Linked DNA regions of Homo sapiens: region 1 is linked to region 2. Evidence: read pairs that join two places in POLR2A ChIA-PET (ENCODE). Cell type or tissue: A673. All regions are shown on one strand. Links, peaks and the distances in the headings refer to the core of each region. The heading gives the core; the rest is flanking DNA.

Evidence for each region. ChIA-PET counts read pairs that join two places held together with the same protein. Peaks named below come from ENCODE experiments on the same cell type or tissue, not always from the same donor. Only the 100,000 strongest peaks of a DNase experiment are listed, where the experiment ranks them.
Region 1: POLR2A ChIA-PET joins it to region 2 with 24 read pairs; 2 of 35 experiments call an interaction of 5 or more read pairs at or near these places.

Annotation. Positions count from the first base shown.
Region 1 is chr3:181,101,679-181,110,783 of GRCh38, reverse strand. All of the region lies in intron 2 of SOX2-OT (SOX2 overlapping transcript), which reads right to left. Among named protein-coding and RNA genes, the nearest start is that of SOX2-OT, 50 kb to the right of the region's middle. In A673, for the core only: CTCF peaks have their summits at 6,780 and 6,982 (motif pointing left); no DNase peak of the experiment used is centred there.
Region 2 is chr3:180,674,390-180,683,494 of GRCh38, reverse strand. It overlaps CCDC39 (coiled-coil domain 39 molecular ruler complex subunit), which reads left to right and starts at 4,006. Exons shown (of 20, transcript NM_181426.2): 1 at 4,006-4,204. The coding sequence starts at 4,115. It overlaps CCDC39-AS1 (CCDC39 antisense RNA 1), which reads right to left and starts at 3,414. Exons shown (of 2, transcript NR_046725.1): 1 at 3,305-3,414. RefSeq lists enhancers at 3,505-3,554, 3,635-3,734. In A673, for the core only: a CTCF peak has its summit at 3,243; DNase peaks (open chromatin) are centred at 3,254 and 3,984; H3K4me3 peaks cover 1,505 bases; H3K27me3 peaks cover 4,695 bases.

The DNA of each region.
Region 1 (9,105 bases), core at 343-8,342, 430 kb before region 2:
ATACATGACTCTGTACTCCAAAGGAGAGATCTACGTTGGAGATAGAAACTTATGAGTCATGGAAGCTACTCCTCTTTACTCATTCATTCTATTCGGGTATTACTGAATGCCTTCAGTGTACCAGGTACTGTGTTAAAAACAGCAGAGGGAAAAAGTCCTAAGACACCATCTCTTCCCTCCAAGAACAATGCCTCCCTCCTTTCTACAGAGTAAGATATAAACATTTGATATTGGTACTATTCTGGTTACTTCACAATCTGGTCTCAACTTCTCCCACCACTCTTACAGGTAAACAGTCAAATTCCAAACATCTCTAGGCCAATCAAACTGGTCTACTTGCCATCCTCCAAGCCTGAATGATGAGTATTTACCTCTACACTTTGTCTATATATTATACCCTTCCTTTATCTCCCTACTCAATATGTTTTCCTTTCTTCCTTCTGTGTATGGCAAATTCTTCAGGATGTGGATCCGTTCAGGTCCTTCCTCCTTACCAGATCTTTCCAAAAGCTGAATGAGAAGATGACCAAATATCCTTCCGTGATAAAATTCACAAATGCTTTTTCAATGAGACTCCCCCAACTCCAATAACTTAATTTTGAACATTTTTGTCAAAGAAAACATTCTTTTGCATCTAGCCTCACAATAGGGTAGACGTTGTCACCCATGACATTAAGCCAAATGGTGAAATGGGAATTAGAGCCTCCCCCTAAAATAAATTTATCCTTTTGCCTTTTTATCTTAGATATCTTATCTAAGTAGTTTCCATTTTTACTATAATAATTTTCAGAACTTAAAATGTTTACTTTTCACCTCCCCAGCCCTTCTTTTTTTGGGAGGACCCAGTAGTAGTCTAGAAAATACAGCATATAAAAGATCTGGCTTTCACATTTCAAAAAAACGATGCCACCATTTATTATACTGTGTCATATAACTCCTGTTTGAAGTTCCACATCTTGTTATAAAAATCTTTGCTGATGGTATAGTACTTTATCAATGTACATTTTTGTGATTCTTGATAACTATAATTGAAATAAAAATAGAGATGAACACATGTTCGACTTCATTATAAATTATATATCATATCTTACAAACCCCAAATTGGTTGTCAAAAAGCCATAAAGTGGGAAACCTAAGGGATTTAGAAATGTGTGGCCAAGAACATCTCCACAGTAGAGTAAATAAAACACAAACAGTAAAATGCAAACTTCACACCCACAATTATAGGAGGGAACTGTACAACACAATAACAAGCTAATATTATAGGTTTGTACTTAGGAAAAAGCCTTCATACAACAGTGCTTTTCACATGGAATTTTACCAATTTAACACAGAGAGAAATCATTTCACTCACCCCTAAAATCCACTTACTAATTGAGCAAAATATAGTTAATTTAATAATATAGCCACACGGTAATGTATAGGAGAGAAAGAAAGGTATACATACTTCTCTCTAGGAAAAGATTCAAAACCATTCCTCGCAGCAGCTACAAACAAGTTCAGCCCCCAAAATATAATTAAAAAGAGCTTCTTGAATAATTTTTCACAGAACAAAAATAATCTATAATTATTTATAATTACATATAATAATAATAAGAGGATGTATTAAGACTGACTCTGGAGTTTCTAATTTATATAACTAGATGGATAGTAGGATCATTCACTGAAATAGGAGAGACTAAGGAAGATCAGGTCTTGGTTGGAAATCTGTGAGGAACACATCAACTGTGAATTGCCTTTGGGTCAGCCAAGTGGAGGTGTCAAGGGGACAGCTGAATACATGACTCTGTACTCCAAAGGAGAGAGCATATCTATCTCCTCCCATGCTATCTCCTCCCATACAGAGGACACTGCAGACAACTTTTAAATGGAGTTCTCTCTTACTGGAGATCCCTAACCAGGAAGAAGTAGGTGTAAAAATTGTATTAGACAAGTGAACAGCTAAGAATGTCAAAGAAAGCATGAAAGTGGACTTTTTTTTTTTTTTTTTTTTTTTGAGATGGAGTCTCGCCCTGTCACCCAGGCTGGAGTGCAGTGGCACAATTTCAGCTCACTGCAACCTCTACCTCCCGGGTTCAAGTGATTCTCCTGCCTCAGCCTCCCAAGTAGCATAGCTGGGATTACAAGCGCCCACTACCATGCCCAGCTAATTTTTGTATTTTAGTAGAGATGGGGTTTCACCGTGTTGACCAGGCTGGTCTCGAACTCCTGACCTCAAGTGATCCACCCACCTCGGCTTCCCAAAGTGTTGAGATTACAGGCGTGAGCCACTACACTCAGCCAAAAGGGGAACTTTGAGCTGAATCTTCAAGGACAGTAAGAGATTACCAGGCAAAGAAAAGAACTTAGTAGAGGGGAGAGGGTGCAGAAGACATGGAGGTAACAAAGTTAAGAGGTGTGCAAGTATGAGAATGAAGGGCAATGGGAAGGAATGCCATGAGATGGCAGGACTACAAAATAAGGAAAGATACATGAAAGTCATTCTAGAAAGTTCATATTTTATCCCATGGGAGATGAGAAAGTATCAAAGGTGTTTTCAAACGGTAAGTGGCATAATTAGATGTGAATTTTAGAACAGTAGCTGGGACCCATGTGCTTTCAACCACTTTTCTAGTATTCTGGGAGAAATAAGAATTTTTAAATTGTGGGCCTGTGGGAGGATACGAAGGAAAGAAGTGTTCAGAGAGATGTGGGAGGAAGAGAGATCTATCCCAGAGCTGTGCTGCTCGGCTGCTTCCTCCACAAGACAACAGGCTCGTAGGGTTTATGGTTGAGTATGTGTTGTATATCCCAGGATGCAGGAATGTCAACAGAGTTGCAAGAACCGCAGAAGGCCAGGAGCGAGTGATGATGATCACATTCATCAGAATCAGCGGTGCGCCAAGTTCAGCTGTACGTTAACATATATAATGAGGTTAACATGTGTTGAGCCCTTACTGTGCCCTGTACTGTTTTGAGTGCTTTATATGGATTAACTCATTTATTCCTCATAACAACTATAGATAGATATAATTATCAATCCCATTTTACAGATGGGAAACTGAGACACATACAAGTTAGGAAACTTCCCCTAAGTCTTACAGTTGTACAGAGAGGAACTGGCATTCCAACCTGGGCTAGCCGGCCCTGGAGGCAGTGCTCCAATGCTGTATAAAAGTGAGCTTTGGCTTGTGTCTTAGCGCAGGCCGCTATAACAATATGTCATAGACTGGGTGGCTTAAACGATAGATATTTATTTTTCACAGATTTGAAGGCTATAAAGTCTAAGATCAAGGTACCAACCAGTTTGGCTCCTGGTGAGGGCCCTCTTCCTGGCTTTCAGATGACCACCTCTCTCCATGTCCTCACCTGGCAAAGAACTACTTTGCAAAGTAGTTCTATGTGTTCTGGTCTGTTCCTCTTCTTATAAGAACATTAATCCCATCTTGAGGGCTTACCCTCACCTAAACCCAATCACCTCCTAAAGGCCCTACCTCCAAATACCATCACACTGCGGGGTAGGACTTCAACATATGAATTTGTTGGGACACAAACATTCAGGTCATAAAAGCTTGTTGAGTTTTCTCTCAGAAGGAAAGTCCATGAGCCCACTCACTGAGACACACTGTGCTCAACAGACACCATCTTTTTTTTTTTTTTTTTTTTTTTGGAGATGGAATCTAGCTTTGTCACCCAGGCCGGAGTGCAGTGGTGGGATCTCAGCTCACTGCAACCTCCGCCTCCTGGGTTCAAATGATTCTCATGCCTCAGCCTCCTGAGCAGCTGAGACTATTGTCGTGTGCCAGTACGCCCAGCTAATTTTGTTGTATTTTTGGTAGAGATGTGGTTTTGCCATGTTGGCTAGGCTGGTCTCAAACTCCTGGCCTCAAGTCCCCCCTTGGGCCTCTCAAAGCCCTGGGATTACAGGCATGAGCCACTGCACCTGGCCAATAGACACCATCTTAATACTAAAGAGGGCTGCGGCTGAGGCTGGGGCTAGTGCAACATTTAAAAGGGAACTAGAATGCATAGAACAGAAGGAAGCGAGTCAAGCTCTACTCTCTTTGGGCATTGATGATAAATTCTGTGAGAAGGGTCAGCACTGCCTGACTCATCAAGTAGAGAGAATTTCTCAGACTGTTTTCTGAAAGATTCCAGAGTTTCTGAGGAGAACTGGTTGAAGAGACATATGTTGCCATGAAAACAGAGCATGGGAGTGTTGGGGGAACAGCAGTGGTCACAGTGCTAAAGAAATGTCTGCAGACAGCAGGGATAGACTGCTCAAGTGATTGCTGAGATAAGTCTCACAGTTCACACAGAAGATACCCAGGCAAAGCATGTCGAGGAGGCACTCCAGGGAGAGGAAGGGCTGAGTAGGCACAAAAGTAGTTCTATGTGTTCAAAGATGATGGGCAAATCAACTAATTTCCAATGTCTTCCAAAGTCTTAAATATCCAAATGTCAAAATCTACAAGTTGAACACTATCTCCCTAATTCACGAAATGGCTTTTTCACATGAATTTGGTCCTCATAAGCCCGCTTTTGGTTTCTTTCAGGAGAATGGATAGACAGGCATCTTGATGCATATTTTTTTGTTGTTGCACATTTGTTTTTGTCCTTGATGCACATTTATTTTTGTCCTTAACTTTTTGGAACTTAAATCCATAAATTAAATAGTGATGCTGCATTAAATGCAATTCAGGATGAGCCCAGATGAGACCAGTTTCGGGGATGTGCCACAAGGAGACAGACTCGTATCTCTAATAAATAATGTAATTTGTGTCGTTTTTCCCATCCCTCAGATTAATAAATTCTAAGAGGTAAAGGTATAGCAAGCGAAATCAGAAAAAAAAATTGTTTTGGTGCTAGCTGAAGCCTGCACTGCATTCTCACAGATGCTTTAGTAACATGTAAACTGTTAGGATTAAGTGGCTCCAGCTGGTGATAATTAGAACTAGAGAGAATAGGAAGAGAAAGGGGTGGGGGGAGGTTGTCGGGGAAAGCTCCATTACTCACCAGGAAGAAGCTGATTTTCTGTGTCATCTGTCTCCACTACCACCATCACCTCCCACCTCTCACTCTTCATCTGCCTCCACCCAACCCACCCTCATTCTCCTCTATTGGCAGTGAGGGGCTGGTGGTGCAGCAAGATTAATCCCATCCGCCTTTTGTATCTCCTGTGCTGTTTATGCCAATTCTTTGCCAAAAATATGAAGTTTTTGGTCTGTTTTATTCAACAAATATTATTGATTTAACATATACCAGGCATGGGTAGTTGCTAATGATGCAGCAATTGATAAAGTAAATTTGGCCCCCTATCACACAGCTTACATTCCAGTGGGCGATATTAACAAGCAAATGGTGTGATAAGAGCTGTAATGGCAGAAATAGAGCATAGCACAGGATCATGTAAACCCAGACATGGCAACCCAAGGTGGGCTGGGGGGAGGTGGGGATGGGGTAGGCGATAGTTTAAAGAAGAAGGAGGAAGTGTACAGAGCACAATCCAAACAAGAAACTAAAAAATAAATCATTATAATCAGAATATCCGCTGGAAAACTCCTTGGTGATAAGAAATGTCTCAGACATAACAATTCAAAGATGCATGTGCAAATTCCAAGTGAAGACACCCAGTAGGCAAAGGCAAATATGGGCATGAGATCTAGCAGAAAGTTCAAGTTTGGACACCACGTAGCTTTCTCATTTCCCAGAGGCATTTTTCTTCCTCATAATACTCTTAAGAAATACACTAGTTGCAAAGCAATGGGAATACCTGGGGTTGCTTTTTTTTTTTAAAGAACTGCCACTAATGTGGATGGAGTTTGAGGTTAGAGGCGCAAAATTATGTTTTTCCTGCTGTCATATTATCTTCCTTAGAAAAGCTTCTTTTATTGATGGGCTACTCTGCAATCAATAGAAACCTAAATGAGGGTTCATCCTTTGTCTGGGCAAGTAACTACAAACTTAGTTCTTCATGCTAACAAAGCTTTTTATTTCCTTTGTTGAAAGTTCTTTGTTATCATTTTCTAAGTATAATTGCTATTTACCTATTGACTTGAAAAACAGATTCAGTGTTAGATTAATGCTAGAAAATTAACATTCCCCAAATTTAAACTCCACATCACAAAATTACTAACAAAAATAAATTATTTTATCTCTATATCTTATTTTCATATGGTCTCACACCAATTACAGTAAAAATAGGCATATACATTCTAAATATTCTAATAAAAACTTTTAGAGATTACCAAACAAGTACTTTTATTTTTCCATTTAAAATAGGATAGAATGGATAGTCAAGATCTATCCAGTCTTCTGTTTCACTTTGGGAAAATCCCCATTTGCCTCATATTAGTTTGTAAACATCTCACGTTTTTCCCAAGTCTCAGTAGTTTTAAGTGCAAATGTTACCACCAACAATCACATTTTTAACTATATCTATTTCGTCCCTAAAAAAACTGGTGTTTCTCAAAATTTGATTGAGTCTGATTGAGTCTCAAAATTTGTGTTCCCTTCACCTTGTGATCACTAATCTTTCCCCAGTTTTCTTTTCTGTTCTTTTTGCATGGTGTCCCAAACTTTCACGAAAGGATTCTCTAGATATGAAGCCACTTTTTAAAAGCTGTGCAGAAAGTCACATAAAAATAACAATTCTATGAAAACAATTACAGAGACTACAAATTTTTAATTTTACTTATATATTGATAACTAAAACAGTGAAGCCTCTTTTAAAGAGAAGAACAAAAATTTAAAGAAATTTTAAAAACATTTTTAATTGAATTTGGTAAAATATTAATACTTGCTGATAAGTCATCACTCACTAATTTAATAAACACTGACTAGGCTTCTTCTTATAGGGTTTTCACAACTTACATATGAACAGGAAGCTGTAAGGTCCCTGCCTCACTCTTTCCACTCTGTGTAACTTTTGCACCCACAGCAAGCTTTCAGCACATCCTGAAAAGCAACTAAGCTGTCCTTAGATGATGGCACCACCTGGTGGTTAGTTTACAAATGTGTTAAAGACCATGTCTCTCCCCTCACCACTTCCTTGACTCTTCTTCAAAGACAAATAATCCACTCTCCTCTAAACACTTCTCCCCTTCAAATTATCTCAGGCAGCAACCTTTTTACATTTCCTTTCCTAACTCTTTTCTAATTCTTGCCCTTTTATCTCATATAAATTTATCTTTCTCTTCCTACATTCTCTGTTCAATTTGAGAAAAATAAACACACCAGCCTAATTATAGCAAATAAGCATAAGAAAAGTATACCAATTACACATTTGCATCAAAGAAAAGAAAAGCTATGAGATAAAAGACACAAAGAAATTCTAACAACAGAAGTTTCAGCAGACATTACCCTCTACTGCCTCATCATCCCCAAATTTACTCAGGCACCAAAATTTAAAACAAATAATCTCTCACTAAGTATTTGGATGGCAACAGGTTGCTTTCTAAATCTGCCGTAAATGCGCAGAACTGCAACTAGATACAAGTGGAAAAATTTGGAATTTTGGAGGCTAAACTGGGAATTTAACCGACACTTCTAACATTGTTCCCATAAGGAATTGCTTTCTGAATTCAAATAGTTTTGGATTATGACTTTTTACATGTAGGGATTGCCTATATTTCTAGTTGTGTACCTTGTAAACCAGAGTAAGTTGTTTCCAAACATATCTAAATGAGTACAGCTCAGAGATTAGACTGTAAAACTGAGATAATAAAATTTGGTTTGGGCCAGGATCCCAGCACTTTGGGAGGCCGAGGTGGGTGGATCACGAGGTCAGCAGATCGAGACCATCCTGGCTAACACGGTGAAACCCCATCTCTACTAAAAATATAAAAAATTAGCCGGGCGTAGTGGCGGGCGCCTGTAGTCCCAGCTACTTGGGAGGCTGAGGCAGGAGAATGGCGTGAACCCGGGAGGCAGAGCTTGCAGTGAGCCGAGATCGCGCCACTGCACTCCAGCCTGGGCGACAGAGAGAGACTCCGTCTCAAAAAAAAAATAATAAATAAATAAATAATTTGGTTTGGGCTGGGTGCAATGGCTCACACCTGTAATCCCAGCATTTTTGGAGACCAAGGCAGGAGGATTGCTTGAGGCCAAGAATTCAAGACCAGCATGGGCAACATTGTGAGACTCTGTCTCTACCAAAAAAATGTAAATAATAATAAATATAGCCAGGCAAGGTGTTGCACCCCTGTAGTCCCAGCTGCTCAGGAGATGGAGGTGGGAGGAACACTTGAGCCCAGGAGTTCAAGGACACAGAGAGTTATGACCAGGCCACTGCACTCCAGCATGAATGTAGAGAGAAAGATCCTATCTTTTAAAAAAAAAAAAACAAAAAAAAACAAAGAAAAAACAACACTTTGTTCAGGAAGGATTAAAGGACATACTTTAAAATAGCTAACATTATAGAATATATGATAAATACTAAATACTACTCAGTGTTCAATTTACTCTAACAGGTGAATATTTCAGAGAAATTATACGATTGAACTTATGAGCCATATGTTCATTTTGGGTTTGTTTTCTTACCGGTATTTAGAAAGATATTAATCACAGCCAAAATTTATATTACGAAAAATGAGATGATTGGCTTAGGTGATCTCTGAGTTTACTTCTAGCTCTAAAGGTATCCTACAACTCTGCAATACTCAGAATCCTGTTACAACTGCATACAACTCACAGAAACTTTGTTTACATTTCAGAACCAAAATTAAAATTATTTCCTTATTTACAGATTTTTTCCTATTAAGCAAGTAATTGTAAAATAGTTCTCTTACAGATTGTATCAATATAAAATGAATCTCAGTCCCCCTTGAAGCTATCTTGTGTGATGTTAAACATATACATACTATTATATAGGCCATCCTATAGGTTTATATGTATGTTACAAAGAAGGTGGTCAAAGGTTGGATTTCTGAAAAATTAAACAATAGGCAAGTTGTAAAGAATCTCATCCTCTTATAACTACAAAATATTATAAAATCCTTAATTGTGGTTTCTGCAGGCAGGTGAAAATGTCAGCAGGAGGATGGAGTAGAAAGTACATATGATTAGAAAGAAGTTGCCAGCAAAGGGCCTAACAGCCAACCACCTGTCATCCCAAGGAACTGAGGG
Region 2 (9,105 bases), core at 631-8,630:
CATGTGCACAGAGAAAAGACCATGTGAAGACACGGTGAGAAGGCAGCCATCTTGCAAGCCAAGGAGGGAGGCCTCATCAGAAACCATCCCTTGCTCTTGAATTGCTAGCCCCTAGAACTGTGAGAAAATAAATTTCTGTTAAGCCACCTAGTGTATGATATTATGGCAGTCCTAGCAAACTAATACACCTACCATAGCATTTAAAGACATGAAAATGGATATCATTACCTAGGAAGCAATTGTAAGAAGAGAAGAGTAGAGGGATCAGCTTTGGGTCTTGAGGAATACCATTGTTGAGTGGCCAAATGGGCCAAGATAAAGCAGCAAAGGAGATAAATAAAGTTAATGGGAAACTGACAGGAAAGAAAAACTCATAAAAGCCAAGAGAGGAAAATGTTTTAACAGGGAAAGAACAGGTGAGTTTAATGCTGCTGCTAGATTGGGTAAGTTGATGATGAAAGAGTCCGCTGAGTAGGAAGCATGCTGATGGCAACAAGGGTAGTTTCTGAGGTGTGTATGGCAAAATACACTAAAAACAAAGTTAAACAGAAAGCCTCCAAAAACAGACTGGGAGAAAAATACTTACACACACACACACACACACACACACACACACACACAGAGAGAGAGAGAGAGAGAGAGAGAGAGAGAATACTATCCATAACACAGAAAGCACTGCTATAATTCAATAAGATCACTGAGTAGGGAAAAACTGGGCAAAGAATATGATAAAGAAATTCTTAGAAGAAATGTGATGCTGAGTCTCCCTTATTAGGGAAATGTCCATTAACTATGAGATACTGTATTTTGTTCTCTATATTGTAAAATATTTAATATTTCATAATATCCAGGTATGCAAAGATACTCTCATATTTTTGGAGAATATGTAAAGCCTTTTTGAAGAATAATTTAGTGTTACCTATCAAAATAAAATTGCTTAAATCTGTTTTCCATTAATTTTACTTCTAAGAATTTTTCCTGTAGAGACATTTACATAGGTATGCAAGATTATATCATATTTCACCAAATCTAATTTCATTGATTAAAAGATGCATCTCGATTTCAGAGATATAAAAATGTGAAAAAAAGTATAACCAGAATTGATGAAATGCAGTATTATCAAGATGTGCATTGCAGCACTGTTTATAAAGTTATAATTGATAATACTGAATTTTAAGCTTCTGTAAAAAGACTAAGGTAGATCTAAATGTACTGACATGGAAACATGGCCACTATTGTTAAGTGAAAAGAATGGATTTGCAGAATAATATTTACTATATGATTATATTTATGTAGGACAAAATTGACATATGTAAATATTTATAGCTTCATTTAAAAATGCTGGTTAGGTAAACACTAAACAGTGGTACTCTCTTACAAGTAGGATTGGCATGGAGGTGAAATACATCTTTTTCTTTTACTTCATACATAGAAGTATTTTTTCTACATTATTTTTGCAGAACAAATAAACTTTATGTTTTAGCCTGCGCAACTTGATTTGGTGAATTTAAGGGAATAAGACAGTAAAAGGGTAACATCTTCTTTAGCATGTTGGAATTAAATTGAGCATTTCAACAACAAAGCTTATAAAACTATGGGTTTTGTTTCCAAAGCTAGATCTGGATGAATGCAAATAGAGTTATGGTCTAGAACTTGTAGAATTCGAGTGGGAACTAGGTGATACGAGATTCTGTAATGAGATACCATTTTAAGGCAGAATTGTAGAATTTGGAGAAAGCATGGGCATTTCATCTAGAAGTAAATATCATATAATTGTTATCCTCAAATTCAGGAAATGGAATCTTTGAGAAATGAGACATGGGATTCTCAGAGCTTCAGTTGCTAGACTTCTTATGCCCGTGCGGTATAAGGGCATGGAACTTACCTATGTAACTGTTTCTGTAGGACGTATTCCTAGAAGTAAAATTAATGGAAAGATGAAAAAGACTCCACAGTCATGCATTTGGCAGCTACAGCTGACACTGAGAGGGGTGCTTCAACTCATTGGCACAGGTCGAGGCAGCTCAGTATTCATATTAAAAACTGGGATGGTAAATTAGGTAATTTTAAGATACATGGGTGATAATACCAATTATTTTATTTTTACTTTTTGCTGTATTAAAAGGTAATTAAATGTGATTGGTTTCCTTAGCTCTTGTGAAGGTATTTTCGTAGGTGAATAGTTTTGTTCCAATTGATGTTTCTGTGAGGGCTGATTGCTGGAAGTCTTGTTCTGCCATTTTCCTCCCCACCTTTGACCCAACACCAATAATTTTAGAAAGCAGCATTGCCACAACATATCCCAAGTATAAATAACTATGTACCATCTTAACATAAGCTGAATACTAACATTTTCATTAGTTGGAATGACTAAACTATTATAAAATAAGTAATGATCATTTATAAAGGATTAAATGTCATTATATCTAAAATTCCACTATTACATGCAGGTCAAATTTCTTCTACAAGTTGAGCCTTTCTCCCCAGCCTTTAATCATTGTAGAAAGGGGGAATAAAATGCTTTGCTAATTCTAGTCTTTAAAGGCACTAAGTCCACAAGATTAAGTTTATGGAAAACAATGTAGGCACAAAGAGACAAAGCTCCTACAGGAGGATTTCAGAACTATAGTGACAAACAAATCGACTGTAAAAAGACATTTTTAGGACAGTCGAAATATGAATCTGAAATGGTTATTAGATGATATTGAAGAATAGTTGATTTTTATAGGTGTGATAATGATATTGTGCTTATGTTAGATAACATTAACCACTCTTCTACCAATACATGCTCATGTATTTAGGGCTGTAATGTCATGATGTCTATGATTATTTTTTCACTTGAGCAAAAGATACAGATGATGCTAACATGGCAAAATATGAATGCTAAATCAAGGTGATGCATATATAGCAGTTATTTATACTCTGCTTTCTATTCCCATATACATTTAAAATATTTATAATAAAAGTTTAACAATGTCTAGGTAAAATAAAATTCGAAAGAGCAAAAAAAATTACAGATGATTATTGGATACGTAAAATTAATTCATGCACAGCATCCCTTCTTTAATCACTTTGCCTCAAGGAGCCTCGGTTTAACTTACCGAGAAAATGAAAGGATTAGATTAGTTGATTGTTTTGTCCTTTCCAGTTCTGAGATACTATACAAGAGAGACTATAACTCAAATGCCTACCCGTGCCAAGCAGGTAATTCAAATTAGTGAACTGGTAAAGTGCTTTGTTGGTCTAAAGGGGGCGCCTCTCCAGCGGAACATTGCCTTTTGATAATGGGGATTGTGTCACCTACCCTTTTTCAAGCAGAGGAAATACAGACGTTTATGCGAAATTCCACACTTTAAATGTTAGCAAACAAAAATGCAAAGAAAAATGCAAGTATGGGAGTGGTGCCGGAGGGACCACCACACCGCGCCACAAGTGTGCGGCCTCCGCGCGGTCCGCGTCTGTGATCGACTGGGACATCCGCGATGGGGCCGGTGAGTGCGGTGAGGAAGGCTGGCCGACTGAAACAGGCGACGATCAGAACATCCCAGTGATGCCAGAGAGAGAGTTGTTTCCAAACACCAGTTCACTTCGGTCTACTTTCACCTACTGTAGTAGCTGAAATCTACACAACACAGCAAACACACCTTGAAAAGAAACTTAGTTTATAATCCCTGTTGGCTCCCGTCTTCCCCCAGGCAATCGGAGGATCGTGTGGTTTACTTCCAGCCAGCTGCCCCGTGGTCCTCCAGCCAGCTCCGGGGGCCACAGTTTTCACACGCTCCGGGAGCGATCCGAGAGCCGCCTTTTCGTGGAAAGTTACGCTGCCGCCTGGCAACCCCCGGGAACGTCGGGAGGGGCAAGTTGCTGCTCATCCCTCAGTGCTCAAGGTAAGAAAAAGATTCTTCGGCCTGCAGGCAGGGAGTTCTCAACCGGAAGTTTCGCCTTCGGGCTGGAGCGTTTCCTGTTTGGTAACTAAGGACGCGGGAAGGTTGCTAGGGCTCCCCCGGCAATTGCCGCGGCACTGTGCAGGTGCCTGGGCTTGACGCGGGTGCTGCTCACCCGCTGTACAAGAAGGCGGATCTTTGCTCTGTATCTTCTCTATCCGTTTGCAGTCATGAGTAGCGAATTCCTGGCTGAGCTGCACTGGGAGGATGGGTTCGCCATCCCGGTGGCGAACGAGGAGAACAAGCTACTGGAAGATCAGGTGAGATCAATTGAAGCAGGCGGGAGGAAGCAGAGAGAGCCTGTTGGGGGCGTTTTCTGGTTGGCAGTACTACCCCAGCCCTTTTATTTCTCTCCTTTCCTAATCCTGTGCTTCCTCTAACACTCCCCCGCACCATCGCCCTCCTCCCTTACCCTCTCTGCCTATTTCAGTAATTGTTAAGCATTTAAAAATGCTATTAAAACCATAATTGACATTTAGGGTTATAAAGCTCGAATTATTACTCCCTTCCTCATGCCCACTCCTCTTACTTATTTCGTTCCTCCTGGCGAGAGAGGAAAGGCTGGTTCCGGCGCCCGCTTTTTCCTTGCTCAAAAATTAAAGAGCTACTTGGAAAAGAATTTCTGAGGTTTGCATAGCAACGGTTATTTGCGCACGTTTATAAATTAAACTCCAGAAGGTTCATATTTCTTTGTGAGTTTTTGTCTGTAATGTTTAAAGCTGAAAGTGACTTGAGATGTTTTCAAGAGGAACAGCCCGGTAAGAATGAAATGTGCGGTTTACAGTTTTTCAAAGAGAAGATTGAGTTGTCACAGATTAACATAAGAAATTTTACGTTGCAAGGACGAACTTACACTAACTACAATTCATAGCAGTTGTTAAAAAAAAAAAAATTGCAGGCCGGGCGCAGTGGCTCACACCTGTAATCCCAGCACTTTGGGAGGCTGAGGCGGAGGAACCCTAAAAGCCAGGAGTAAAACAAGCTTGAACAACAAAGCGAGACCCCCCACAAACCCCTCCCACCGCGTCTCTACGAAAAAATAAAAAAATAAAAAATTGCAACCGGGTCAGCAAATTTTGAAAAACTTTGGTGGTGATATGTTGTGTAGAAGAAGGTCCAAGAATAACAGATGATGCTTACACAACTTTGTAAAACGGAACAGAAAGTTTTCTCAGCTCTAAAAAAGGAAAATGAAAATCCTGTTACTCTACCTTTTGAAAACAATGGAAATGCTTTTTAACACGTTCTGACCTATTTACTCATGTGTAATTTAGAAGACTGCAATTTTTCCCCAAAGGAGGGCAATATTAGGAAATGTAAGGGATCTAGCACTGAGTACCGAGGAATTAATACTAAGTATCCAGCCCTGGGTTCAGATCCTACTTACCAACCCTAATCCTGCTTCTTTTTTTGTAAAGCGGAGATGGAGATGAACAAACTAATTACTTCGCGGGCTCTAGGGACATAATATGGGTTAAGGTTCCATCCAAATTTTAGGTTTTAGTATTCTTGCCATAATATGTGTCACACAGGATTTTTATGTACATATTAAGTATATTAGCTCTTTTAAAAAAGTATAGAGCCATATAAAGAAGAAAAATGAGCACCACAATTGCATTAAATTAAATTGCTTTTTAAACTCTGACATTTAAAAAGCAACTCCTGTAAATTTAAGATATTCAAACAGAATAGAAGGGTATGAGATAAAAACATAAGGTATTTCCTCTCCAAAGTGTCCACTGTACTGTAGAAATGATTACCATGGCATTAAACACACATTTCAGACATCTTGGTATACAGATATACAGAAAGAAGAGAAAAATGAGTATTATAATGGAATTATATATATGCGGTATTTAACACAAAATATTTATTTTAGTATTTGAGAGAAGAAAAAGCAGTTGTTGAATTTCAGGTAAATATTACTTGATCACAAGAGGTGCTGATTGCTAAAAAAATTCCTCTAAGTTAAGAAAAAATTAAATGGTTAATGTTTCTAAGAACTCTATATTTCAAATATAGATTACTGAATGTCTCTGATTTTAAAGAATAAGTTAGCACTCTTACACATTTTCCCACCTCCTTTTCCCCTATTAAAAATAATGGTTTTATCATTTTTAATATTATCAAGTTTTATTTGCATTTGATTCAATGCCCTTAATTTATCACAAGTGTTTAGTGTTAGTTTTATACTTGATTTGCTTTAATGGTCCTTACCGCAGTCACTTTTATTCAGTTTATCTTTCTTGAACTTTTCATTTTGATTTGTCTTTTGGCTGGCTGGATTTTATCCTCAAATGATTGTTGCAAGAAGGGCCCATAGTACTGTGATTTTATATATATATATATATATATATATATATATATATATATATATATATAAAATTATTATTATTATTATTATTATAATACTTTAAGTTTTAGGGTACATGTGCACAACGTGCAGGTTTGTTACATATGTATACATGTGCCATGTTGGTGTGCTGCACCCATTAACTCATCATTTACATTAGGTATATCTCCTAATGCTATCCCTCCCCGCTGCCCACACCCCACAACAGGCCCCAGTGTGTGATGTTCCCCTTCCTGTATCCAAGTGTTCGCATTGTTCAATTCCCACCTATGAGTGAGAACATGCAGTGTTTGGTTTTGGTTTTTGTCCTTGCAATAGTTTGCTAAGAATGATAGTTTCCAGCTCCATCCATGTCCCTACAAAGGACATGAACTCATCATTTTTTATGGCTGCATAGTATTCCATGGTGTATATGTGCCACATTTTCTTAATCCAGTCTATCATTGTTGGACATTTGGGTTGGTTCCAAGTCTTTGCTGTTGTGAATAGTGCTGCAATAAACATACGTGTGCATGTGTCTATAGCAGCATGATTTATATTCCTTTGGGTATATACCCAGTAATGGGATGGCTGGGTCAAATGGTATTTCTAGTTCTAGATCCTTCAGGAATCGCCACACTGTCTTCCACAATGGTTGAACTAGTTTACAGTCCCACCAACAGTGTAAAAGTGTTCCTATTTCTCCACATCCTTTCCAGCACCTGTTGTTTCCTGACTTTTTAATGATCGCCATTCTAACTGGTGTGAGATGATATCTCATTGTGGTTTTGATTTGCATTTCTCTGATGGCCAGTGATGATGAGCATTTTTTCATGTCTGTTGGCTGCATAAATGTCTTCTTTTGAGAAGTGTCAGTTCATATCCTTTGCCCACTTTTTGATGGGGTTGTTTGTTTTTCTCTTGTAAATTTGTTTGAGTTCTTTGTAGATTCTGGATATTAGCCCTTTGTCAGATGAGTAGATTGCAAAAATTTTCTCCCATTCTGTAGTTTGCCTGTTCATTCTGATGGTAGTTTCTTTTGCTGTGCAGAAGCTCTTTAGTTTAATGAGATCCCATTTGTCAATTTTGGCTTTTGTTGCCATTGCTTTTGGTGTTTTAGACATGAAGTCCTTGCCCATGCCTATGTCCTGAATGGTATTGCCTAGGTTTTCTTCTAGGGTTTTTATGGTTTTAGGTCTAACATTTAAGTCTTTAATCCATATTGAATTAATTTTTGTATAAGGTGTAAGGAAGGAATCCAGTTTCAGCTTTCTACATATGGCTAGCAGGTTTTCCCAGCACATTTATTAAATAGGGAATCCCTTCCCCATTTCTTGTTTTTGTCAGGTTTGTCAAAGATCAGATGGTTGTAGATGTGTGGTATTATTTCTGAGGGCTCTATTCTGTTCCATTGGTCTATATCTCTGTTTTGGTACCAGTACCATGCTGTTTTGGTTACTGTAGCCTTGTAGTATAGTTTGAAGTCAGGTAGCGTGATGCCTCCAGCTTTGTTTTTTTGGCTTCAATGAGAACAAAGACACAACATACCAGAATCTCTGGGACACATTTAAAGCAGTGTGTAGAGGGAAATTTATAGCACTAAATGCCCACAAGAGAAAGCAGGAAAGATCTAAAATTGACACCCTAACATCACAATTAGAAGAACTAGAGAAGCAAGAGCAAACACAGTCAAAAGCTAGCAGAAGGCAAGAAATAATTAAGATCAGAGCAGAACTGAAGGAGATAGAGACACAAAAAACCCTTCAAAAAATCAATGAATCCAGGAGCTGGTTTTTTGAAACGATCAACAAAATTGATAGACCGCTAGCAAGACTAATAAAGAAGAAAAGAGAGAACAATCAAATAGATGTAATAAAAAATGATAAAGAGGATATCACCACCGATCCCATGGAAATATAAACTACCATCAGAAAATACCATAAACACCTCTATGCAAGTAAACTAGAAAATCTAGAAGAAATGGATACATTCCTGGACACATACACCCTCCCAAGACTAAACCAGGAAGAAGTTGAATCTCTGAATAGACCAATAACAGGCTCTGAAATTGAGGCAATAATTAATAGCTTACCAACCAAAAAAAGTCCAGGACCAGATGTATTCACAGCCAAATTTTACCAGAGGTACAAGGAGGAGCTGGTACCATTCCTTCTGAAACTATTCCAATCAATAGAAAAAGAGGGAATTCTCCCTAACTCATTCTATGAGGCCAGCATCATCCTGATACCAAAGCCTGGCAGAGATACAACAAAAAAAGAGAATTTTTAGTCCAATATCCCTGATGAACATCGATGCAAAAATCCTCCATAAAATACTGGCAAACCGAATCCAGCAGCATATCGAAAAGCTTATCCACGATGATCAAGTGGGCTTCATCCCTGGGATGCAAGGCTGGTTCAACATATGCAAATCAATAAACGTAATCCAGCATATAAACAGAACCAAAGACAAAAACCACATGATTATCTCAATAGATGCAGAAAAGGCCTTCAACAAAATTCAACAGCCATTCATGCTAAAAATTCTCAATAAATTAGGTATTGATGGGCCGTATCTCAAAATAATAAGAGCTATTTATGACAAACCCACAGCTAATATCATACTGAATGGGCAAAAACTGGAAGCATTCCCTTTGAAAACTGGCACAAGACAGGGATGCCCTCTCTCACCACTCCTATTCAACATAGTGTTGGAAGTTCTGGCCAAGGCAATCAGGCAGGATAAAGAAATAAAGGGTATTCAATTAGGAAAAGAGGAAGTCAAATTGTCCCTGTTTGCAGATGACATGATTGTATATCTAGAAAACCC